5 separate regions of the Mus musculus genome follow, and regions 1, 2, 4 and 5 are each linked to region 3. A link is a loop called in an ENCODE intact Hi-C map of the cell type or tissue named here. Cell type or tissue: heart. All regions are shown on one strand.

Region 1 (5,000 bases), 140 kb after region 3:
GGATCAGCTCAAAGCCAGCCTGAACTACATAAGATACCTCTTCCAAAATAAAAAAATTTAAAAAAATGTTCCACAAATCCCATCCCATTTTTGGTGGGGTCCCAGTAAATGCTCCTAAATATAGAATTCTTTGCCCAAGACTCAGGATCCCAGCAACCATTTATTCATTCATTCACAGTAAGAGCTTCAGCCCAGAGGAAAAAAAACTAAGTTTAGAACTTTAGGAGCTGGGGCTGTAAGACCATGACGGAGCACATGCTGAGCCTTTGCAAGTCCTGGGATTTGTATGCATCACAGGCATACAACTGTGGTGGTGGTGGGGAGCACTGTGTGTGTGTGTGTGTGTGTGTGTGTGTGTGTGCGTGCGCGCGCACGCGCGTGTGAGTTGGGGAGGGCACAAACCCCTAGCTATACACTTACCAACTTCAATCTTTACCCAGTCCACCAACTCCAATACAGATCTCTTCTGGAAGCATCCTCACAGACACATCTAGAAAAGATCTGGGCATCCAATCTCCCAGACATACTGACACAGAAAAGTCAGTGCTCACATGGTGAGATGTCCCCTCCCCCACCCCAGGCCAAAGAACAGCAAGCTGTCAGCTCTCAGTGCCTAAACTTGCACTTTCAATTTCCCCCTGTGATATCTTCCTGCTATTTAATTTTTTTTTACAAGCAGCACGTATTACTGTGTCATCAGAAAATATGGCTGTAAAAGCCTATATAAAAAGAATGCTAACCAAGCTAGAGTTGGCTCACCTTTGTTGGTCTGCAAACAGTAAATTATAATGCAATAATGAATGAGGCCAGGAGCAAAGTCTCCTAGGGATCAAGGAAAGTGAGAGTAGGGAGGGATGAAGCCACCCTCCATCTGCCTCCTAACCTCCAAATGGCGCCGCTTTTAGTCCTTTCACGACCCAGGACTCCCACACTGCACCGGTTTTACACGGTCATTCCTCAAGCACCTATGAACCCTTTAGCATAAACGTAAGAATCACAAGTGATAAGTACTTTACACCAACTATCTGGTCATGTTATAGGAAGCCTTTATTACTCTTTCTAGTTTTGGCAAACAGGCTTAGAGGTAAAGCAAGTCAGAGAAGCAATGCTCCTTACCTAAAATCACCAGTTTATTTGGACCTAAACCAAAAGTGGTGCGCATGAGTAGCTGAGGCCTTAAAGCTGAGGATGTATGTATCTATCTCAATGGTCATCAGCGTGCACAAGGCTTTGGGAATTCATCTTCAGCGCAGCTCCCCGCCTCCAAAAGGGGAGGAGGACTTGAACAAGTCGGTAGTCTCCATCAATTCCCCCACTTCCTTAGGATAAAAAAGGTACGTCCATACTTTATGCAAACTAAGTACTTTGTACATTGTGATGGAAGTGAGATCCATTATCCCAGCACTCTAGGGACCCGGTGTCTCTCAACTCTGTCTTTCCGGCTGCTCCCCCATTAGTGTTTCTCTCCAGGCCTGTTTAAGCCCTGTTAGCACACACTTAGGACCATCTTCTTTGCACAAGTCCGTTTCATTCCCCTTCCTAGCCAGTCTGGGACCTCCTTGACGATAGGAATGGTGTTTATTCATTTCTGGTGCTTTTCCGCCCTTAAAGCGGCATCTGGCGCGCATCTCTGCATCCCTTCGCTCTTCACTTCGCAACAAATGCCTGGATGTTTAACGCGTGTCAGCGCTACACAGTCTTACTTTAGCGAAGGTCCCTATCTTCCTGAACTTTGTGTGCTTCTGAAGTGGAAAGACAAGGCACCGATTAACAATTGTTTAATACTATTGACACTAAGTGTCTCAAGGAATCAGGCCATGTGGGCTAGAAGGGTGCAGTGGGGAAACCTAACTGGGTTTAGAGTTGAAAGACTCTTTAAAAAGGACATGGCCCGGAAGCTCAGAGAAGTTAAGGAACCTACTTAAGATCACACAGTAAGGGGGAAAGCTGGGTCCTGAGCCCGGGAATGACTGGTTCCAACGCTCAGGCTATACTCGAAAGCACCGCCCTTTCATGTCCTCCATCTTTTTCTTCCTTGACTCTCATTGGTGAAAAGGGATCACGGTCTGCCCATCACAGTAGTCTCTAGGTCCGGAACAGTTTTTGAGATCTCCACCATTAAGAAACTAAATTTCCGGGAGCCAAGCACAAGTTGAGACTCAAAGAGACACCCGGAGTCTAATGCCAACCGGTCTAGCAATGTCCTAGCGACCCAGTGGAGCACTCACCCACACACCCTAAGCAGGTCGCCCCCTCAAAGCGAGCTCTGGGTCCACGCCTTCCCTGCCTGCACCCCCGCGCGGTGGCGCCTGCAGGATCCCGGCCACGCGGCTGCCGCACTGGCGCAGGGATGGGGCTGCGGCAGGGGCGTGCGGCGGCGGCGGTGACAGCTCGCTGCACCCAGGGACGCCGCGATGCAGCGGCTCGAGCTTTTCCCACCCACGGGCAGGGCGTTCCCGCCAGCGCGCTTCCTGAAGCCGAAGGACGGGGCGGAGGGCCCCGGGGCCTGGCAGGCCGGGTTCCTGGCTTTCTCTGCGTTTCCTGAGCCGGACGACCGGGGGATGGGACTTGCGGCGCAAAGCTCCTTCTCCGGAATGCGGCCAGGAAGCCGCGTCTTGTGAACTCGGGGTCCTCCTCTGCCGGGAACGCGCGGGTGTGTGTGTGTGTGTGTGTGTGTGTGTGTGTGTGTGTGTGTGTGCATGTGCGCGTGTGTGTGTGTTGAGGGTGTGTGTGTGTGAGACAGTCCTTGGAACAGGGCAAGAGGCCACACACTTATCCCAGGGAGGCAGAGTCCACAATGCGGCCAGATTCCAACCGCCTGATGTCAGCCTGTTAACTCCATCCTTCGGATGAGAATAGTGAGGCTGACGGACGGACGAGGGGTGAGCACCGGGTTGCGGACGAGGATCCGAGGACAATTTATAGGGTCTATTCTAACTCAGGTCGTCCTGATTATCACAATAGACTTTACCCACTGGGCCGGGAATCTGACAACCAGAGAGGTCATGTGGTTTCTTCCTCATCCAGCTATGTAACAGCTAAGACTCCAGCCTTGTGCTTCCAGACCTCAGGCCGATCCATTCATTGCGCTGCCTCCTCAGTGTAGTTCAGTAAGCTGCAGGTTAAGACCTTAACTCATTTGTTATGAGTCCCCCAATGCCCACCCAGAGCTCAGCACTAAGCTGTTATCTCGGAAAAGACCACGGAATTAGGCAACCAAGCTAAAAGTTGGGGCATCCTGCTTGACTCTTTTCTACGACCTTAAAAACTAGCGAAGATCCAGTCGCTGACTGTTTCCTATTAAGGTGCTCTCCATATTTCCTTTGGGGACAAAAGTTTGGTTTAAACTGCAAATGTAAAGCCATTTAAGGGCTCGTCCTTAAAATGTCTGCCGCACAATCATGAGGGCCTGACTTCCAAACCCCAGCACCCACAAAAAAAAAATGCTGGGTGTGGCCTGGTGTGGTGGCGCAGGCCTTTAATCCCAGCCCTTGGACTTTTGGATCACTGAGTTCAAGGGCAGCCTGGTCTACAGAGAGAGTTCCAGGACAGCCCGGGCCACACTGAAAGACCCTCTCTCAAAAACAAACAAAGGAACAAACGAACAACCCAGCTGATGTCATGTGACTGCCCCAGCCTGTAAACCTATCCTTGGGAGGTAGAGACAAATACCTGACTGTCATTTGGCCAATCAGCTTAGCTAAGCCAATGAGCTTCCGTTTCAGTCAGGGACTCTCTATCTCTAAAGCTACTGGTGGTGTGACTGAGGAGGGATGTTGACTTTTGGCCTCCATATGTGCACACAACATTTTTTTAAATGTAAATGCTCCGTGTGTATGTGTCAGAGAGGCTACTGTGCATCAGAGGCTGCGATGCACACATGCTATAGAGGCCAGAGGGCAGCATCCTCAACTGCTTTCCACTGAAATATTTTTCTTTAAGATTTATTTATTTACTTATTTAATGTATATGAATGCTCTGTCTGCATGTACACCTGCATGCTAGAAGAGGGCTCCAGATCACAGTACAGATGGTTATGAGATACCATGTGGTTGCTGGGATTTGAACTCAGGACCTCTGGAAGAGCAGCCAGTACTCTTAACCACTGAGCCATCTCTCTAGCACCCCTCCCTTTTTTTTCTTAAGATTCGTTTGTTTTTTAAAGTGCATGCTCGTGTGTGTGTGTGTGTGTGTGTGTGTGTGTGTGTGAGAGAGAGAGAGAGAGAGAGAGAGAGAGAGAGAGAGAGAGAGAGAGTGTACAGGTACCTTTGAGGCCAAAAGAGGGTGTCAAATCCCTGGCGCTTTAGTTACAGATTCCCATGTAAAGCTGGGAACTGAATTCAGGTCCTCTTCAAAAGCAGCCAGTGCTCTAACCAAAGGCCAAAAAGGGGGAGTGGGTGGGTAGGGGAGTGGGGGTGGGTGGGTATGGGGGACTTTTGGTATAGCATTGGAAATGTAAATGAGCTAAATACCTAATAAAAAATGGGGGGGAAAAACCCCAAGAAAAAGAAAAGAAAAGAAAAGAAAAAAGAAATGTAAATAAAGAAAATATCCAATAAAAAAGAAAGAATAAATAAACAAAAAAAAAAAACAAACAAACTCTCTAAACGCTCTTCTCTTTATTTTATTTTTCTGAGACAAGGTCTTTTACTGAAGATAAAATGCTGTAATCCAGATAGGCCAGCTAGCCAATGGGCTCTAAAGAGCCATTTCCCCCAGTACTGACATTACAGTGACACAAACATCACCCACTGAGCCATCTCCCCAGCCCTTAATGCTTTTACCTATGGGTTCCTCGAAAGCAAGGCAAGCCCATTTTCCCTCTTGTGGCCACTCTGCATCCATATATACACGAGCTGGACCTGTGTCAGCTCTCCACCAAAGATGCCTCCCCTCCAGGTTTAGAGCTGTTTCAGGGAAAAGCAGCCCAGACTACATTTTTCCAGCCTGTCTTGCAATTATGTGCAAATATGTGACTTTTCCTACCAACGGGACAGTGG
Region 2 (5,000 bases), 66 kb after region 3:
TGGAAGGACAAAAAGGTTAAGATACTAATTCTGTATGGGTGACAAACCTAATCACCTCTTAAAGGCCCCACCTCTTAATTATATTGTGGGGGATTAAGCTTGAACATGAGTTTTGTGGGGCGCACAACATTCAAATCATAGCAACAATCTCTGAAGAGTCATCAATTGAACATTAAGTGGCAAGTAGAAGACAAATAATACTTATATAAACTGTCAGACTCGAGTTTTATACCCCCACTAAACTACCAAACCAAATGGGTTCATGAACTCATGAGCACCGTCATGAACTGGACAGAGAGCCACGTGCACAGTATATGCCAGCACCAGCAGATGACACGTTCTCAAGCTCATGTTCAAGGCTGTAATAACACAGCTCTAATGGCTGGCGTTAACTGTCTATTGGACAGAACCTAGCCTTACCTGGGAGATGGGCCCTGAGCATGGAGTGGGGAAGTTGACTATGTTCATTGCTGCCTGCTGTGCGTGGCCCCTTTCTTGACAAGGATCCTGTCCTATATAAATGGAGAAAGGAAGGTGAGCAGCAGTGTGCATTCATTGCTCTCTGTTCCTGATCGTGGATGTGACAGGACCAGCTGCTTAAGATGATGGACTGTGCCCTTAAACCGTAAGCTGAAATAAACCCTTTCTCCCTTGAGTTGAGTTTATTTAGCAAGGTATTTTATCACATCAACAGAAAAAGAAACAAATGCTCACCTGAACAATTCTAAAAGAAATCTTAAATTAGCCCACAAAGGAATCAAACAAATCAGTAACAGAAGATGACTGGAAATAGACATATTTTGAAAGAAAAATACAACTTTCTAAAATCTGTAAGATAAACTTGGAACAACGCAAAAGAGAAGATGGAAAGATTTTTAAGAGCCAGAAGACTGTGAGTTGGTGTCTTCTATGGATGACAGGGAGCTGCACCCACAAAATCTTAACAGTGAGGTTGCCAAAACAATCTGAACAACTGATGCATCCCAACAGGGGCTGGAGGGATGTGTCACAAAGCCCAACCCCCAGAAGAACAACTACAGGCAACTGGTAGCTGCTAATTCCAAGTGGTCAACCCTAAATACACATTTACTCAGTAGGGAGGGAGGGAGGGAGGGAGGGAGGGAGGGAGGGAGGGAGGGAGGGAGGGAGGGAGTGTGTGTGTGTGTGTGTGTGTGTGTGTGTGTGTGTGTGTGTGTGTAACAATAATAATTAAAGAGGCCATGAATCTGAAGGAGAAGGGGGTAGCATATAGGCTAGAGGAGGAGAGAGTGGGTGTAAATGATGGAAATTCAGTATTTATGTATGATATCCTCTAAAGAATTGTAGGAGCATTCGTAGATGACCTGCTTCTGGGTCGGGGTTTTGTGCGTAGCAGAGCAGCTCCCACGCTTCGATCTATTGAAAGTCAGCCCTCGACACAAGGGTTTGAAAATTTTAGATTTAAAAAAAAAAAAAGAATTGTAGGAGGAAGTCACACTGTGGCTAAGAGATATTTATGGCACTTAGTGCACACAGTTGATGAAGTTTAACAATAATCTCAAAGGTAAGAAACAAACCGACAAACAGGCAAAGTAAACCGGATATGATGGCAGTCCCACAGCCAAGCAAAGTAAAACAGGATGATTGCTTAAACAAAGGAGGTTAGCCTCGAGACCACTCACTACGAGCTAACATAAATAATGTTAAATCATTAAACAGTAAAAAAAGAGTGGAAATCAAGTTGAAACAAGAAAACAAGTGTGTGTGTGTGTTTGGGGATGTTAACCAAAGACAAAGCTGTCTCTAGAAAGATAATAAAAACATGACAGAGATGACACTATAGATCTCAGAGACATTAAAGAGTAATTTATGAACAATTCTGTAGCCAAAATTTGATAATCCAGATGAAACAGACCAATTACCTGAAAGCCACAATTTATCCAAATAGTAGACACTGTTGAATAGGCCTATTCTGTTCACCAATAACTTTGTAAAATATATATTAAAGCCCAAATGGACTTACTGGTAAGTACTTCAAGCATTTAGAAGAGTATGCCAATTTTCCAGAAGACAGAATCACAGCAAATTATTTCCCAGTTTATTCTGTAAGGCCAACAAAATCCTCATAAGACCAAAGATATCACAAGAAAATAAAATCTACAGACCAGTATCTCCTGTACACAAATACATCTAAGGCTCTTCCACAAAATACTAGTATATGAAAACTAGCAATGTAGAGGAAGAATTAAATGCTACAACCAACTGGATTTATAGAAGAAATGCAAGGCTGCGTCAGCTTTTGAAAACTGATATAAGTCATCATACCAATAGGTTCAAGAAAAACCAACAAGAATCACATATGGAAGCTCAAAGCCTCCTGTGTGATGAGGGACAAGGCAAGAATTCTTGCCACCTATTTTCAACATTGTACTAGAAGCTTAGATAATACATTAGGCAAAAAAATAAAAAGATATGCTGATAGGGAGGAAAGAAAAAGAGAAAGACATGCCTCTCTATGTTGAAAATTCAACAGAATGATCAAAAAAATAAAGGCCACTTTAAAACAACTAGTGATTACAAGATGGTTGCACGGTAGACAATATATATAAAAATCAAAAAATTTCCCAATATACCATCAGTGAGCAAATAGAATTTGAAATTAAAGTACAGTATCATTTTTATTAACACTATAAAAATGAAATTTAAATGTAAACTCAAAACCTATATGCATTTTTCATAGTTTTACAGATTGTAAAACAGGAGACCTAAGTAAACGGGGAGAGTCTCCATGTTTACTGGTAGGAAGACTCAATACAGTTCCGAATGTCAGTTCTATAGGCTCAATCAAAATCAAAATCTCTAGCAACTATTGTGTGGATACTGACAAACTGGTAAAGTTTTGGTAGAGTTGGATGACCAGAAGAACTAACATAACATTAAAAATTAACAAAATTGATGCTATCCATCTAAGAAAGTTATCAGTCACAGCAGTAAGTATGAAAAGAATAGATAGATAAAGGAACAAAACAGCCCAGATTAAAAGCTGTCCTGTGATCTCTGAGAAAAGAGCAAAGGCAAAAAACACAACAAAAATCATCTTCTCTATAGATGGGGCTATAACCAGACTATATGCACAGACTTAAGTATAAAATGCAAAACTATCAACTCCTAAAAAAAAATCAAAAGGAGAAAAACCAGATGACCCTGAGTACAGTAGTAACCTCAGGTACTGTTCAAAAAGTACAATCCATGGAGGAAAGAACCAATAATCTAAGCTTGTTAAGGTGAAAGACATCTAGGCAAAACAAATATCAGGGGAAAAAAAATAACTAAAATACTTTTAGCAATAATACTAGGAACAGTGGTATACAACTTTAATTCCAGCACACAGGAAGCAGAAGCAAACTGTTAGAGCTGCATACATATAGAGACCTTGTCTTTAAAAAAAAAAAATTTCCGGGCAGTGGTGGCGCGCACCTTTAATCCCAGCACTTGGGAAGCAGAGGCAGGTGGATTTCTGAGTTCAAGACCAGCCTGGTCTACAAAGTGAGTTCCAGGACAGCCAAGGTACACAGAGAAACCCTGTCTCGAAAAAAACAAAAAAACAAAAAGCAAACAACAACAAAAACCCAAAAGGGGGGGGGGTATAGTCATATATATAAAATCTCAGTAAGAAAAACATGAGTCAACATGAGTCCTTAACAAAGGATATATGCAGATTACAAATAAGTGCATGGAAAAATTAGGTTGATTTAGAACTGAAAAAAATACAATAGACCAAAAGCAGTCCTGGTGGCTCATGCTCATTATCCCGGCACTCAGAAGCTGAGTCAGGAGAACTGCACCTTCAACTTGAGGCCAGCTTGATCAACAGCCAGACCTTGTCTCAAAAAACAAAGACCCTCAGCACCACTACATATCTATTAAAATGTCCAAATCACTGCTAACATGGAGGATACAGAGCAACAGGAATTCTCAAGTCCATACCAGTGGTAATGCAAAATGGTAGCACCACTTTTGAAGATAGTTTCTAGCAAAACCAAGCATGCTCTTACCATATGTTCTAGCAGTTTAACTCCTTGCTTACCAAAAATGGTTGAAAAACTATGTTTATATAAAAGCAGGCACACAAATATCTATAGTAATTGCATTTATAATTGGTTAAACCTAGAAGCAGGGAAATAAGTAAGCAGAGGGATAAACTGTGACATCCAGACAGTGGAGTATTATTCATCTTTAAAATGAAATGAGTTATCAAGTTTAAAAAGCCTCACATGGTATGACTAACTGAATGGCATCTGGAGAAAGCCAAACTATAGAAACAGGAAGGGTGACTAGTGCACAGGGAGCCCAGCAATGACATACTCTGTGTACTTTAATTATGGATCCATGGCATTCTACCTCTCTTTAAACCTATAAAATATATAAGATCAAGAGTAAAACCTATGTTGTCATGGCAGCACATACCTTTAATCACAGCACCTGAGGCAGAGACAGGTGGATCTCTGAATTTTGAGGTCGGCCCACCCTTATGGGCATATTATTTTTATGTGCTATGTTAAGTTTACCCTTGTGTTATTCAAATGCTGATTTTTCTACCCTCATATCTTGTTTCAATCCAGACACGGCTTTGTAATGTTTATGTCAAGAATCTCAAGTTTGTGTAAACAATTTTTACCATTTATTCTCTGCCGTGTTAATAGATATTGATCATCCAATGGCTGGAAAAACAGAGAAGTCAGGGAAAGAGGATGAGAAAGAGAAATCCTCCAGGAGTGAGGAGGAGAGAATTCGTGAGAGTTTAGCAGAAACACGAAAGTCCCAATGACAAGAATTATTGGGATTTTGGCTGGTAGGTAGCCAGATTAGTTTAATGGTTAAGATAAAACTGCCCAGATATTGAGGAGGGGCCTTGAAATAAATATAAATCTTGGTCTCCCTGTGTTGTTATTGGGAACTAGCTAGGATAAAGTTATATAGCTGGTGTATTAATTTAATAATATTTATATTAAATAATCCAT
Region 3 (5,000 bases):
CTAAGATCCTGTCTCAAAAAAAGCCGGGCGTGGTGGCACACGCCTTTAATCCCAGCACTTGGGAGGCAGAGGCAGGCGGATTTCTGAGTTCAAAGCCAACCTAGTCTACAGAGTGAGTTCCAGGACAGCCAGAGCTATACAGAGAAAACCTGTCTCGAAAAACCAAAATAAATAAATAAATAAATAAATAAATAAATAAAAAATAAAAAAGGTGTCTGGGAGTCAAGTGTGTGTGTGTGTGTGTGTGTGTGTGTGTGTGTGTGTGTGTGTGTGTTGTATCAGTGAGGTGGCCAAACTTGACGAACTGAGTTTAATTTTTGGGATCCATATTTTAGAAAGGGAGAGTTGAACTTTTCAAATTGCCTCTGACTTCCATACCGATGCTATGGCACCCCCACTACCGCCACACTAAAATAAAAAAAAAATCCTTTATTTATCCCTTACTTATTTATTTTGAGGCAGGTACCTCTGTGTAGCCCTGGTTGTCCTGGAACTCACTCTGTAGATTAGGCTGGCCTCGAACTCAGATATCCACCTGCCTCTGCCTCCCGAGTGCTTGGATTAAAGCAGCAGGCTTTAAAATCTTTTAAAAAATAAGGGAGCAGATTAAAAGCCGAAAAATCTGAAGCAATCCACTACGCATTGATAAATGAATGGATCAATATAATGTGGGGAGCTGGAGACGTGGGTCAGCTGGGACAGTGCTTGCCTAGAGCCATGGTTAATGTTAGTGACAGAGTCGCCTGGGCGTTGGGCCTCGGACATACCTGTGGGGGAGTGTCTTCACCATGTTGACTGAAGTGGGAAGACAGGGCAGCTTTCCCGATGGCCCCTTTCCTGCAGTCCTGGGCTGTGTAAGATGGAGAGAGGAGCAGTGTTTGCATTCATCCCTCCGGGCTTCCTGCTTGTGGATGCCATGGGACCAGCTCGCTCTAGCTCCTGCTGCCTTGGCTCCTCTACCATGATGGTGTACCTTGAACTGTTTTAAGCTAGTTCAAATCCATCGAGGCAGGGAGCAGAACAGTTGCAGCCAGGGGGACGGGAGAGTAATACGCTCACATCTTTTACACCATATATCATATCACCTGCTTATGATGGAAGAGCAGGATTTAGCCCTAGACTTCCTTACATTACGAACTCTTCTCTAAACTGCTCTCTTCTCTTCCTCACAAAGCTTTCTCCAACCCCTCAATATAATTCTACCACACTCACCAATTTTGTTAATTGTGACCATGAAAACATACTTCACACATGGGACATACGTGGTCCTGTGAACACATTTTTTTTTTCTTCCTGCGTACTGTTTTTGCTTTTTGGTTTGTTTTTTGAGATAATGTTTCTCTGTGTAGCCCTGGTCAGCCTGGAACTTGCTCTGTAGACCACCAGGGTGGCCCCGAATTCAGAGATCTGCCTGCCTCTGCCTCCCAAGTGCTGGGATTAAAGTCGTGCACCACCACCTTCAGGCCTAGTTTTTTTTTGTTTTTGTTTTTAAAGTCTATTTTGTTCACAGAGTTCAGTGAATTTTAGTGAATACTCACACCTCTGTAAGCATCACCCCGATCAAGGTATGGAGTTTCCTCCAGCAACCTTCCTCCTGCTGTTCTGTGTTCAACTTCATCACCTTGGAAGAATTAAACAAACCAGCAAAACCCTGTAACAGGGCCCCAAATCTTAGTAGGCTGAAAGATCTTACCACAGTTAACTCAATGGTGGAAATACCATTTAAGCTGTAAAACTTAACACATAGACAGTACCACCTGCCAAAACTAAAACAAAGGCTTAATCCATTTAAGTCCGTAGTTTTGGGAAATGGACTGACCTTGCTTTTTGGCTTCTGTAGTTCTGCTTCTGGCTAACTGAAGCTTTTAAAAAAGTTTTATTTATTATTTCTAAGTACACTGTAGCTGTCTTCAGACACACCGGAAGAGGGCATCAGATCCCATTACAGATGGTTGTGAGCCACCATGTAGTTGCTGGGAATTGAACTCAGGACCTCTGAAAGAGCAGTCACTTCTCTTAACCACTGAGCCATCTCTCCAGCCCCCCATCTCCCCAGGCCCCAAGTAAATACTTTCTATTGGCTTAAACCCATGCCTGCATTCTTCTCTGGTGAATATCTCATAGCCCCCCAACATCCTATACATCTCAACATCTCATGAATAAAACACCCACATTCACAACATTAGAAAGAACTGACCAAGCCGGGCAGTGGTGGCACATGCCTTTAATCTCAGCACTTGGGAGGCAGAGGCAGAGGCAGGTGGATTTCTGAGTTAGAGGCCAGTCTGGCCTACAAAGTGAGTTCCAGGACAGGCTGGGCTATACAGAGAAACCCTGTCTCGGAAAAACCAATCCCCCACCCCCCTCCCCAAAAAAGAAAAAAAGAAAAGAAAGAACTGACCTAGGTTGAAGAAGTGTTATGCGCCTGGAGATGAGAGGCATGGAGGAGGAGGCATGGTGGCGAGCATGTGCAGCCTCAAGAAAGAAAATAAACACGGCTTGGAGGCAAGAGCGAGTCCACTTTGACTCAAACCAGAAATTCCTCATTTCTCTCTATTTTATTACCGTGGAAATTCGTGCACTCTTTATTTCCCCACAGTCCAAGCAGGGCCATTATGAAGCTAGTTTCCCTAGCTCTAGGGATAACTCGGGGCCATATACATTCTGGGCCAGTGCTCTAAAGGTTGAGTTACAGAGCACAGGATAATTAAGTGATCATTAATTAAGTTGTACTTCAGAGTGTTCCCCTGTCTCAATTAGGTAGTAAGCCCTCTGAAAGCCGGAATTCCATAATCCACCCCTTGTCCTGCAGGGAGAGTGAATGTTATTAGTTGAAGTGACTAGTGTATGGGGTGAATATTGAGAGTCCTTGATGAAAACGGTCGGGCTCAGAACCCGAAGTCAGGCGGATATGCTGGGTCGCACTCCCAATCGCAGGGGGCGCTCTAGGTCAGCCTCGCGATCGGAGCTGCGGCGCCGCTCTAGCCTCCAGGACGTCGCTCTCTGGTCTTGAGCCGGGGACAAGCGGCTGCTTTTTTGTCCTGGTGCGGCGGGAGCGCGCAGGGCGCGTGCGCACGCGGGGGTGTTTGGCTTCGCACGGAGCGTGAGAGGTGCGGGGCGGAGAGGCGCGAGGCGGCTGCGGACCCACGGAGCGGCAGACCGATCGGCCCCTGCGGCCCGCGGCGGCCAGGCGGCCCGAGATGTTGTCTGGGAAGAAGGCGGCGGCGGCGGCAGCGGCAGCGGCGGCGGCGGCGGCTGCTGGGACCGAGGCCGGGTCCGGGGCGGCGGGCGGTGCCGAGAACGGCTCTGAGGTGGCCGCGCCGCCCGCGGGCCTGACGGGCCCCACCGACATGGCTACGGGGGCGGCGGGCGAGCGCACTCCCCGAAAGAAGGAGCCTCCGCGGGCCTCGCCGCCCGGGGGCCTAGCCGAGCCGCCGGGGTCTGCTGGGCCCCAGGCGGGGCCCACAGCCGGGCCCGGCTCCGCGACGCCCATGGAGACCGGAATAGCCGAGACCCCGGAGGGCCGACGGACCAGCCGGCGCAAGCGGGCCAAGGTGAGGCCGTGATCGAACCGCTGGTCCCGGGGACCGGAGTGGGGCCGGGGGAGGGGAGGCCCGGCCTTTGTGCGGGGACCCGGTGTATCGGGCGCTGGAGGGTGTGACCCTGATGGTCTGACTGGGAAAGATGGCTTCCCGACGCGTTTGTCTACCTGTGTGTCTGATGTGTGCGGACGGCGGACGGCTTCTGGGTTGTGTACACCGGGGAGATGGGTGTGATGCTCTAAGAGTCAAGCTGCATGAAAAGAAAGAGACTTTTTCTTTGTTTTTGAAAGGTCTTGCTGTACGCCAGGTACGCGTAGACTCTTATTTCTTTCTTTCTTTTTTTTAAAGATAAAATAATAAAATATACAAAAACCAATCGTTTATTGTGCGTGTGCGAGTTGGGGTCATAGGATAGCTCGCCTGAGTCCTTCCTGTCTTTCCGCCATGCTAAGGAATCGAACTGAGGTTGTCAGGCCTGGAGGCCAGCGCTTTCTTGGGGCCCGGGTAGACTTTTTCAAATTGTGGAAGCGAATGAAGAATACCAGTTGGACACGGGGCGAATATAAAGATAAAGATTTGGCATCAAATCCAACACTATCCACAGATAACCTCTGTCTCACACCCCAGTATGCCAGATGGTGCATTTGGCACAGGGCCAGCGTTTTTCGTTTTCCCAAACACCACTGGACTGGTATTGTTAGCTTCATTTTAAGAATGAGTAAAAAGAGGTTTGCAGTTTCAGAGTTTGGTGTTTTGACAAGGTGTAATTCGATATTGAAACAAACAAACAAACAAACAAACAACCCTCTGGGTCAGTAACCTTGCTAAGCATTGGTGTGGCTTTATTGCACAGTATTAGCCTTAACCAGAGATGCTTAATCTGATGGGGAAATTGGAAATACATATGGGTTTGTAATAAATACAAGAAGTAGTCTAAGGGGCTGGAGAGGTGGCTCAGTGGTTAAGACTGCTGACTGCTCTTCCAGGGGTCCTGAGTTCAATTCCCAGCAACCACAACCATCTCACATCTGTAATGGGATCTGATGCCCTCTTCTGGTGTGTCTGAAGACAGCTACAGTGTACTCAGATAAATAAATCTTTAAAAAAGAAAGTAGTCTAAGGATATGGCTGAATGGCACAGGACTGGCCAAGCAGAATTGAGAATTTGTGTTTCTGTTTGTAGCACTGCAAGATAAATACAAGTGTTAAGTAGTGTGACTTAGGTAGCTTCTTGTACATTGTTCTCTCCTGCTGTGCTGGGGAGTTGACTCTCTTATGTGCTAGACAGGTTCTCTACTATAGCCCCAGTCCTCCTTTTTATTTTGAAACTATATTGGCCCTAAATTTATCTTGTGGCTTAAACAGTGCTTGAACTTGTGAACCTCCTGGGTCAGCCTCCCAAGTGACTGGGATTCTAGACCTGCCTCAGTAGGCCTGGTTTGTTTTGTTTTTGATTAA
Region 4 (5,000 bases), 77 kb after region 3:
GTGATAGGGGAAAAGACTAGATAAAGTTTCAGAATAAATCTTAAATTATATAGGATTTAAGAAAATGTTTTATGTCTTAGAAGATGCTTTAGGTCAATAAGACAAGTTATGATAGAAAATGATTTAGGTACAAAACTCTAAATTCACCAAGTTAGGATGGACAATAGAATATAACTACAAAATTGGCAAATAGTTATGGACTAGATATAACATGAATCTTACCTGATTAGTCATAATAATTGTTATCACTGTATATAGATTATTATGAGTCTTCTGTCTAATATTTGTTTTTTATTAGACAAAAAAGGTGGAATGTAGACATAATGCACTGTGTAAAGGTTATCCTTGTATTATTCAAACGCTGACTTCTCCGCCCTCGTATTTTATTTCAATCCAGACATGGCATTGTAATACTTGTGTCAAGAATCTCCTCTCTCAAGTCTGTGTAAACAATTCTTACCATTTATTCTCTGCTTTGTCAATAAATGCTGATTACCCAATGGCTGGGCAAAACAGAGAATAGGGCAGGACTTCTGCCAGCCAGGGGAAGGAGGAAGAGATCAGTCAGGTTGAGTAAGGTGGAAAGAATTCTTGAGAGTTTAGCAGAAATATGGAAGTCCCAAGTTGCAAGTATTATTGGGATTTTGACTAGTAGGTAGCCAAACTAGTTGAGGGGTTAGAATAGATAAGATAGACTGCCTAGATATTGAGGTGGAGCCTTGAAATATTTATATTAAATAATTTTGTAGACCCTGTCTCAAAAAACTTTTTTAAAAAGTTAAAGTTAGTATATAAATAAGTTGGGTGATAGTAATTATTAGGACTAGCTCATGATGAAAATCAATATAAATGCCCTGGTTTTTTCAAAAGACTACTAAAGAATCTGACTAGGAAGACCAAACAGGAAGCACTGTGATACTCCAAGCAAAAGCCAGTGTGGCTGATAACAGAGACACTAAGAAGTGGTCAGAACTCTGGCCAGGTGAAGGGAGAACCCCATGCTTTTGTTCCTAGACTGCACATGATGTATAAGACAGGCAAGAAATTAAGGATGCTTCAGACCAAGGTTGCTGGCCTGAATTTGTAGGACAGTGCTGTCCTAAGTCCAATGAAATTAAGTATAGATGGAACAGTAAGAAAAGGAAGATAAGTTTAAAACATTATCTGTGAGGGGTTAATGGTCAATCAAAGACAATAGAGCCCATAAACACACAAGCAGGGTCAGAGCTCAGAAGAGAGGTATTCTTACAATATAAATCTGTGAGTCAACAAAAACAGATGGCTTAGAAAAATATAGAGAAAATAAGACACCAACTGTCTAAACCCCAATGCTCACAGGGATGAAAATATAGCAAAGGGGACAAAGCATCTGTGAGGCAAGTGGAAAATCACAAGAGTGCATAGCACATAGTGTAATGGAAGCTTCCAAAAAGTAAGACTAACACAGGTGGATCTATCAAGACAATTATGCCACAAGTATTGCCAGCACGACACCAGTAGGGCTGAGGAGATGTCTCAGTTGTAAGGCATTTTGTCCAGCATATGTGAAGACTGGTGTTTCATCTCCAGTACCACATGTGCAGGGTCGCAGGGGTTCAGCACTATTTAACAGAATAGTGCTGGAAACAGCAACAGAATCAGGATTTGAAATTAGGGGCAGTCCATCCCATAATCAGCCACCAAACACAGACACTATCGCATATGCCAGCAAGATTGTGCTGAAAAGACCCTGGTAAACAGCTGTCTCTTGTGAGGCTATGCCAGTGCCTGGCTAATACAGAAGTGGATGCTCACAGTGATCTATAGGATGGAACACAGGGCCCCCAATGGAGGAGCTAGAGAAAGTACCCAAAGGAGCTAAGGGGGTCTGCAACCCTATAGGTGGAACAACAATATGAACTAATCAGTACCCCCCAGAGCTCGTGTCTCTAGCTGCATATGTAGCTATGGGAAGAGAGGCCCCTTGGTCTTGCAAACTTTATATGCCCCAGTACAGGGGAACACCAGGGCCAAGAAGTGGGAGTGGGTGGGTAGGGGAGCAGGGCGGGGAGAGGGTATAGGGGACTTTTGGGATAGCATTTGAAATGTAAATGAAGAAAATATCTAATAAAAAATTAAAAAACACAGTCTAACCTATAAGAGAACAGCCAGCATCTTATAGTAAAACTGACTCCCAACAATTCAACTGCAACTGAGGCTTGAAATACCAAATGCCTTCTGGAGCTGTGCACGGGCTCCATCTGGTGGCTGCACTACATGGTCTGAGCCATCAGATGGAGCCCGTGCACAGCTCTTATAGAACAGCAATGCTTGGGAGAAATTGCTACCATCAAACATGGATCATCCATCACTCTGCCCCGTCTATGGTACAGCTCTCTTCTCTCCTCTAAGTTCTTCTAGACTCTTTCCCATCTCTCCATAGCCTACATGCTTCCACATTCTCCAAAACTGAAGGGAACAAGTCGCTTTCCTTTGGCTATTTGTCCACTGGCACAGCAAAAGCCTTAACTATTTTTACACTAGTTGGGGGATTAGGGACTCCACAAATTTCATATGTTCAGTAATAGAAAGGATAAAGAATTATTAAAGGATTTATACTAACTTAACAGTTACCAGAAGACAAATAACACCATGTTTCTACGAGAAGCTTTAAAAGCAATGCATCATTGTCGATATGCTTAAAACCATTAAATTGTACAATGTAGAGGTGAACTCCATGATATACAACATCACAATAATAATTTGTTTGCTTTCATTTTTCGAGACAGGGTCTCTCTGTGTGGTCCTGGCTGTCCTGGAACTCTCTCTGTAGATCAAGCTGGTCTCAAACTAACAGAGATCCACCCACCTCTGCCTCCCAAGTATTGGATTACAAGTGTGTACCACCATACCAGGTTCAATAGTGAAAAAAAAAATTTAAAACCCACACACCTAGGCATGATAGTATTTCTGTAGTTCCAGCTACTCAGAAGTCTAAAGCAAGGGGATTCTTTAAACTAAGGAGCTTAAGACCAGCCTAGGAAACATAGTGAGGACCCCATACAAAACCAAAACAGAACAGAAGGGCCTCGGCCTACCCTCAACTGACATTCTCCAAACATTCCCTTTTACCACTTTACACTGAACTTTTCATGAACAAATATCTTAAGAGGAAATTATAATAGTTAATATTTATTCGTCAACTTGATAACAATTTGGTATCCAACAAATCTCCAGGCAGACCTGTGAGAACTGTCTTGATTATATGATTATATTAACTGAAAGGGGAAGACCCACACTAGAGGTGAATGGAACAATTCCCCGGGATTAGCTCTGTAGATTCAGTGTGACCAGCCTTGACTTCTTCACCATAAGGGAACATTCTAAGTGTAAGCCAGAATAATCCTTTCTCAACTTTTTTTAAGAATCAGAATATTTTATTCTGGAAACAGGAAAAGAACTAATATAGATATGAAACTTTAGCACTTCTCCATCTATAAATTACCACTATTCTGAATTATAAAAAGTTCAGGAACCTGACTACTGTTTTCATGTGGATTAAATTTTTCTTTTTAGATGTTTTTAGTTATGTGTATATCTCTTTGTGAGTGTGCGTGTCTGTGAGGGTACCTAGAAGGCCAGAGGAGGGAACTGGACCTCCTGGAGCTGGAGTTACATGCAGCTATGGTGTCACAGCCCAGCATGGGTACCAAGAAATGAACTCTAGTCCTCTACAAGTGCACTTAGCCATCTTGCCAGTCCCTCCATTTGGATTTTAGTGTTAATTTTCTATCTTCTGTTCAAAATTGAGTGTGGAGACTCAACCAGTATAGCACAGGAATGAAAAAGCTAAACTCAGTTAACAACCAACAAGTACTTAATTGACACTAAAAAGAGAGCATTACATTTCCTATCTGAAATCTTTTCAAGGCTCTTATTCTTCTTAGGTTAAAGTCCAAATTCTCCAATTAAACCAAGAAGCCCTGCATGTTCTGGCCTTGCCTGCCCACCTCTCTCTAGCCTTGTCTTCAGCCTGCATGTTAAGTCTCATTTTTAGCTGGTTGTAGTGGTAGAAGTACTGGAGATTGAACCCAGGGCCTTGAGCATGTCAGACAAATGCTCACAACACTGTATATGTATGAGTTTTATTTACTCAGTATATTCCTCCCTACTTGCTTTCTTATTTGTATTCTGAATTCTCAGTACTCAGCAAGGAGCCTAGCACACAATAAATGCTTTAAACTTAGTGACTGTGAGTGGCTGAATGAACTTCCTAATGATTCAGTGTCTGGCCAGACACTGGCCTTTAACAGACAACACTAAGTAATACCAAGGAACTAACTGTTCATGGGTTACAACGGAGGAAATGAGTGGATCAGATGGAACAGGTTATCAGGTCCTGGACACATGTTCTAAAAGATCACACCCAAGCCCTGTACCCACTTGCTCAGTGGCTTAACCATCATATTGTGCCCCTTCAAGACTGCAGGTCTGCGCCATGGAAACTGGGACAAACTGCTGAAACCACTCCTTATAGGCTGCCCAAATATTATCACTGGGCTGGTAAGAACAAAAAGTATTTCTGAATCTTCCTCTACTCCTTAGAATAGTTTTATACATTTATTTTTCTGTTTTTGTTTTTTGTTACAGGGTCTCTCTAAATAGTCCTGGCTGTCCTGGAACTCACTATTGACCAGGCTGGCCTCAAACTACATACCTTTAATTTCTTTAATACACATCTCCTATCTGGAGAAAGCAGTGGAGGTGCTGTATCCTGGGCTGTCTACAAAAGAGAAAAGATTCCTTTCTTCCTAATGTTTCCCTGCTCTCTGCAGATGATTCATTATTCAGTAAATATTTATGGCACATCTATGATGTACCCAGACTTCTGTGAAGTGCAAGAATAAAAAAATTAAGAGCTTCTCCTTTGTCTTTGAAAAAATAAGACAGACATAGCCAAAGGTAAAACAATGGTTTTTTAAAAAAATAAAACCATCCCTACTGGGCATAATGTCACTCTA
Region 5 (5,000 bases), 150 kb after region 3:
TCAGTAACCGGGGTCAGAGGCAACTTTCAGTGCGCAAGCACAAAGCGAGAGAGCAAACAAAATAGGACAAGAGACTCACTCCTTGTAACCTGGCCCAGAAAAATCATTTTGAATGTCTCAACAAGGAAAACAGCCACAACACCTTTCTCCAGAAGGTGGCCCTGGACTAACCAGATTGTTTTCTTTGCCTTTGGCTAGAATTCCCTTGGCCTAATTCCAAGGGCTCTCAGCCTGGGGCTGACCTGATTTGAAACCCACCCTGGTTTGAAGAGGTTCTTCCTGGCCAGAGAGCCAGGGTGCCCTACTGCATAACCACAGACTCTCTGAGGGATGGAGAACCTAAAAACTCCCCTCTTCTTGGGTGTTCTCGGACCCCTCCACACACAAAAAACCAAAAACAAAAAAACATGCTGAACCCTTGTCGTGATTTGAATATGCTTGGCCCAGGGAGTGGCACTGTTTGGAGGTGTGGTCCTGTTAGAGTAGGTGTGTCACTGTGGGTGTGGGCTTTAAGACCCTCATCCTAGCTTCCTGGAAGACAGTCTTCCACTAGCTGCCTTCAGATGAAGATGTAGAACTCTCAGCTCCTCCTGCACCATGCCTGCTTGGATGCTGCCATGTTCCCGTCTTGATGATAATGGACTGAACCTCTGAACCTGCAAGCCAGCCCCAATGAAATGTTGTTCTTTATAAGACTTGCCTTGGTCATGGTGTCTGTTCACAGCAGTAAAACCCTAACTAAGGCAGCCCTACCCACACCACCTTGTCCAAGGCCTCAAAGGTTGGTCTTAGCCATAATCATATTTTACTTTTTATATTTGATTTATTATTGCTGTGCATGTATGTTGGGGTGTGTGTGCATGCCACAGAACATGTGTGACGTTAGAGGACAACTTTGTGGGGTCAGTTAGCTCCATTTCTATGCGAGCTTTAAGGATCTGATCCAGGTCACCAGGTCCCTGCTGAGCCATCTCCATAGCTCTATAACCACATTTTACAGATATAGAAGCTGGGGCTTGGTTACCAAATTGACTTGGCTGTGCTAACACAGCCAATAATTAGCAGAGTTGGCACCTGAAAGAGATGTTTACCACCAGTATGTGTCCTAATGGAATATCTTCCTCTGCCCTCCTAACCCCCAATCTGGCTTCTCTCTTAGCCTCTCTCTCTCTCTCTCTCCCTCTCTCTCTCTCTCTTTCCTTCTCTCTCTCCTTCTCTCTCTGTCTATTGATATCAAGGATCTTCCAGGATATACCAGCTGGAGAACAGATCTTCTTGGCCCAGGGAAGTCCCCTAGCCTGAGAGAACTGTCACCTAACCAAGACAGTTTCACTGGGGTACCCAGGAGCCCATGGGAAGGTCTTGGTGGATGGAAAATTAACCCACGCTGTCATTACCCCATCCAACCTGCAGCTCTTCTGTGCTCAGTCCCTTGGTTAGCCTCTGTCCCTCCAGACTTCTCCACCTCCCTTCCTCTGTCTTCACACAGCTCAAGTGATCCATCTCAGCTCCCATCTTACGACGCCATCTTCCCAAATAATTTTCAAGAGATCCCTGTTCCTCCCAGGATAAAGTTCAAAGCAGATAGATTGTTTGAGTCCCCAAGGTCTGACCGACTTCTCGTCCAATCTTCCCTTTCTTCTAGGCCTCCCTCACTCCTGGCCTCCCTTCCCCCACCCCTAGTATCTCAAACCTTTCTCGAGGTTTCCAGCCTCAAGTCTTTGAACTTAACAGTTCCATGTGTGGTGTGAGAGGAACAGAAGTCCCGATTGAGCTGCAGGGCCTAAGCTGAGCTCTGGAGTTGCCAGATCCATTAGTAACCGCCCCCCCCCCCCGCCCCCCAGGCTTCCAAGAGTGGTGGCAGACACGTCAGCCATCTAGAAGGCTTTCACTAGCGGTGGCCACCAACCACCTAGTGAGAGCACCAAAACCTGGAGCTCTCTGCAAAGCCTGAGAAAGACGGATCTCATCTCGCACCCCATTTGGTGTGCCAGCACAACTCTCTGAGCCAGCTGCCAAGAAGGTTCCCAGAGGCAAAGATTTCCTACCCTGTCTGCTGGAGTCTTATTTCCTAGTGTTTACCATCACCTTCCGCTACTTCCGTGGTCAGGCCGAGTTCGCCTCTGAGAGTGTCTGCAATGCATACCTTAGTGATCTAAGTGCTGTCCCAGAACAGGCAGAGGCTTGCCGCTGCTTCTTGTAGAAAAGTTTTGCCAGAGAAAGGGGGTTTGCCCACCCTTCTTTCTGCATTATTCCCTGATGCTTCTGCGCCATCTGGTGGACAGATGTGGAATGGACCAGGATTTAGGCGGAGGGAAACGCCTTATTCAAACTTGTTTAGGGCAAGATGTTCCTACTGGATTCTGTCCTATGATGGGATCTCAGACTTGTACCAGCCCCTCTCGGGATGAGGTTCCTTTTTTCAGAAAAAAAAAAAAAAGGTAGGAAGGGAATGGGTTCTTCTATCTCTAACACAGCCAAGGCCCATGTCTCTTTGTCGGGGCTGGAGAGATGGCTCAGTGGTTAAGAGTACTGGCTGCTTGCTTGATTCCCGGTACATACGTGGCAGCTCACCACCATCTGTAACTCCAATCCCAGAGGATTTAATTTCTCTTCTGGCTTCCTTGACCACAATATATACAGGCAAAACACCCATATACATTTTGAAAAAAAAACTCTTTAAAAAAACAAAATCAAAGTCCAATATGGTAGCTCGTATCTTTAATTCCAGAACTCAAGAGGCAGAGACAGGCAAATCTCTGAGTTTTAGGCCAGTCTCATCTATATAGCAAGTTCCAAGCCAGCTAGGACTTCATTGTATGGTGGCTTTCAATCTTCCTCATGCTGTGAGACCCCCCCCCAACCATAACACTATTTTCTTTGCTATTTCATAACTATAATTTTGCTACTGTCATGAATCATAATGTAAACATATGATATGCAGGATATTGGATATGTGACCCTTGTGAAAGGATTGTTCAAGCTTCCCAAGAGGCCAAGACCCACAAGTTGAGAGCCTCTGGCGTACTGAGACCCTGTCTGGAACAAACAAACAAAAAATCAAAACAAAAAAAGGGATATGCTTGCATTTGGCCCCAGCTTGTTCTTAGAACTAGATTTGTACCCTTGGCCTGTTCCTTCTCTGCTTTAAGTATACAATTGCCACACTATGGTGATATAACATGGTGACTGTTGCTAGGCAGAAATACTACAGCTGAACCATGGTGGCGCACACCTTTGATCCCAGCACGTGGAAGGCAGAGGCAGGCAGATTTCTGAGTTCGAGGCCAGCCTGATCTGCAGACCAAGATCCAGGACAGCCAGGACTACACAGAGAAACCCAGTCTGAACACCCCTGTCACCCCTCCCCCCCACAAAAGAAATGACATACATTTTTTTAGATTCCTAGTGCCTGGCTAACGCTAGGTCAACATAGGTATGGTTGAGGGTGAGCATCCTGTCCCTGAATCTGTTCAAGGATACTTGGTGGGCACGCCAAAAAGTCAAGTGAATGAGCTGTCCAAGTGGGGTTCAGGGAACCTGGGTGTGGTCATTTATGCCTTTAATCCCAGCACTCAGAACGCAGAAGAGGCACAGAGTTCGAGGCCAACCTGGTCTACACATTGAGTTCCAGGACAGCCAGAGCTATACTAGAGATACTCTGTCTCAAACAAACAAACAAACAAACAAACAAACGAACAAAACCAGAGTGGTTCAGGGATTAGGGTAAACTAGGAAGTAGTGATGTTGTTCATGGGTGACGTCACCTAGATGTGAATGCTCATTTGTCTCTTCCAGTGAGTTACAGGGATACCTTGAGCAGATTTCTTAGGCATTTTAAGCCCCCATCTACCTATCTGCAAAATGGGGATAACGGTTTCCTGTTCCCCAAGTTGCTGGGAGTCAGCAAGATAAATCTATCCAAGATCATGAGTTGCTGCTGTGGCAGGGATGATGTGACTAAAGGTGCCCTAGATAACTGTTAAAATCCCCTTTCTCCAGGTCTGGGATCCCTGTTTCTGTCTTTGAGAGCAAAATTCAGGATTAGCAAAGCAATAAATGCTATCGTAAGACCCTTCAGTCAGAGGACGGCTCAAATCAGGTACTTGCTAGAAACTATAAAGAAGGCACTCTCCCCTCTGGCTGGAAAGTCATCTGAGGGCAACGAGGGGGTGGGGCACAACACAGGCCAGGTGATGAACAGACTGCCTGCCTATCTAATCTGCTGAGTGTACTTTGATCCCCAAATGGACTCTGAGCTTTGTGAGGGATCTGGTGGCCATATGGGGACAGAAAACAAGCGATCATAAAAGAAAGAAAGGGGCTGGTGAGATGGCTCAGTGGGTGAGAGCACCCGACTGCTCTTCCAAAGGTCCAGAGTTCAAATCCCAGCAACCACATGGTGGCTCACAACCATCCGTAACAAGATCTGACTCCCTCTTCTGGTGTGTCTGAAGACAGCTACAGTGTACTTACATATAATAATAAATAAATCTTTAAAAAATAAATAAATAAATAAAAGAAAGAAAGAAAGAAAGAAAGAAAGAAAAGAAAAGAAAAGAAAAGAAAAGAAAAGAAAAGAAAAGAAAAGAAAAGAAAAGAAAAGAAAAGAAAAGAAAAAAAGAGATCACAGGTTGCCAACTGGCAACCCAAGAGCTAGACCTGGCTCCCAGGTCAGTAGTCCGAATCATCAACTGTGTGTATTTGCCTCGCCACTTAATTAGTTCCAAGTGAGTAAGTGGTAGTCTAGTCCCATTCAGAGATTTCCCCAGTTCTGAACACTGCAGTGTCTGGGACAGTACCAGGCCCCAGCCACCTTCTTGGGTTGACAGTATTGTTATTCGTGTGGTACCAAAGAATAGCCTGAGTTAAAAGGCAAGAAACTGGAAACCCTGGTTACCATTTCCCACTAGTGTGTGTGTGTGTGTGTGTGTGTGTGTGTGTGTGTGTGTGTGTGTGTGTCCAGGTGTTCATGGATGAACACATGTGTGCCTGTGTGT

What was found. A loop is a pair of places that touch in the nucleus more often than their neighbours do. Peaks named below come from ENCODE experiments on the same cell type or tissue, not always from the same donor. Only the 100,000 strongest peaks of a DNase experiment are listed, where the experiment ranks them.
Region 1: a loop joins it to region 3, with 4 times the contacts of the local background. A loop is called at or near these places in 23 of 42 quality-filtered maps.
Region 2: a loop joins it to region 3, with 2.1 times the contacts of the local background. A loop is called at or near these places in 7 of 42 quality-filtered maps.
Region 4: it touches region 3 in a loop (5-fold over the local background); 6 of 42 quality-filtered maps call a loop at or near these places.
Region 5: a loop joins it to region 3, with 2.5 times the contacts of the local background. A loop is called at or near these places in 22 of 42 quality-filtered maps.

What each region holds. Positions count from the first base shown.
Region 1 is chr4:136,460,011-136,465,010 of GRCm38, reverse strand. It overlaps a transcript of Luzp1 not described here. Among named protein-coding and RNA genes, the nearest start is that of Luzp1, 7.2 kb to the left of the region's middle. In heart, no CTCF peak of the experiment used is centred here; a DNase peak (open chromatin) is centred at 2,450; H3K4me3 peaks cover 1,948 bases; H3K27ac peaks cover 1,786 bases; H3K27me3 peaks cover 532 bases.
Region 2 is chr4:136,534,637-136,539,636 of GRCm38, reverse strand. It overlaps Luzp1 (leucine zipper protein 1), which reads right to left. Exons shown (of 5, transcript NM_024452.2): 3 at 421-512. Among named protein-coding and RNA genes, the nearest start is that of Kdm1a, 66 kb to the left of the region's middle. In heart, no CTCF peak of the experiment used is centred here; no DNase peak of the experiment used is centred here.
Region 3 is chr4:136,600,786-136,605,785 of GRCm38, reverse strand. Kdm1a (lysine (K)-specific demethylase 1A) reads left to right here and starts at 3,063. Exons shown (of 20, transcript NM_001347221.1): 1 at 3,063-3,554. The coding sequence starts at 3,201. In heart, a CTCF peak has its summit at 2,928; DNase peaks (open chromatin) are centred at 3,015, 3,585 and 4,185; H3K4me3 peaks cover 2,316 bases; H3K27ac peaks cover 1,646 bases.
Region 4 is chr4:136,523,889-136,528,888 of GRCm38, reverse strand. All of the region lies in intron 2 of Luzp1 (leucine zipper protein 1), which reads right to left. Among named protein-coding and RNA genes, the nearest start is that of Luzp1, 57 kb to the right of the region's middle. In heart, a CTCF peak has its summit at 2,284 (motif pointing left); no DNase peak of the experiment used is centred here.
Region 5 is chr4:136,452,196-136,457,195 of GRCm38, reverse strand. No RefSeq gene overlaps it. Among named protein-coding and RNA genes, the nearest start is that of Luzp1, 15 kb to the left of the region's middle. In heart, a CTCF peak has its summit at 2,273 (motif pointing left); a DNase peak (open chromatin) is centred at 2,065; H3K4me3 peaks cover 856 bases.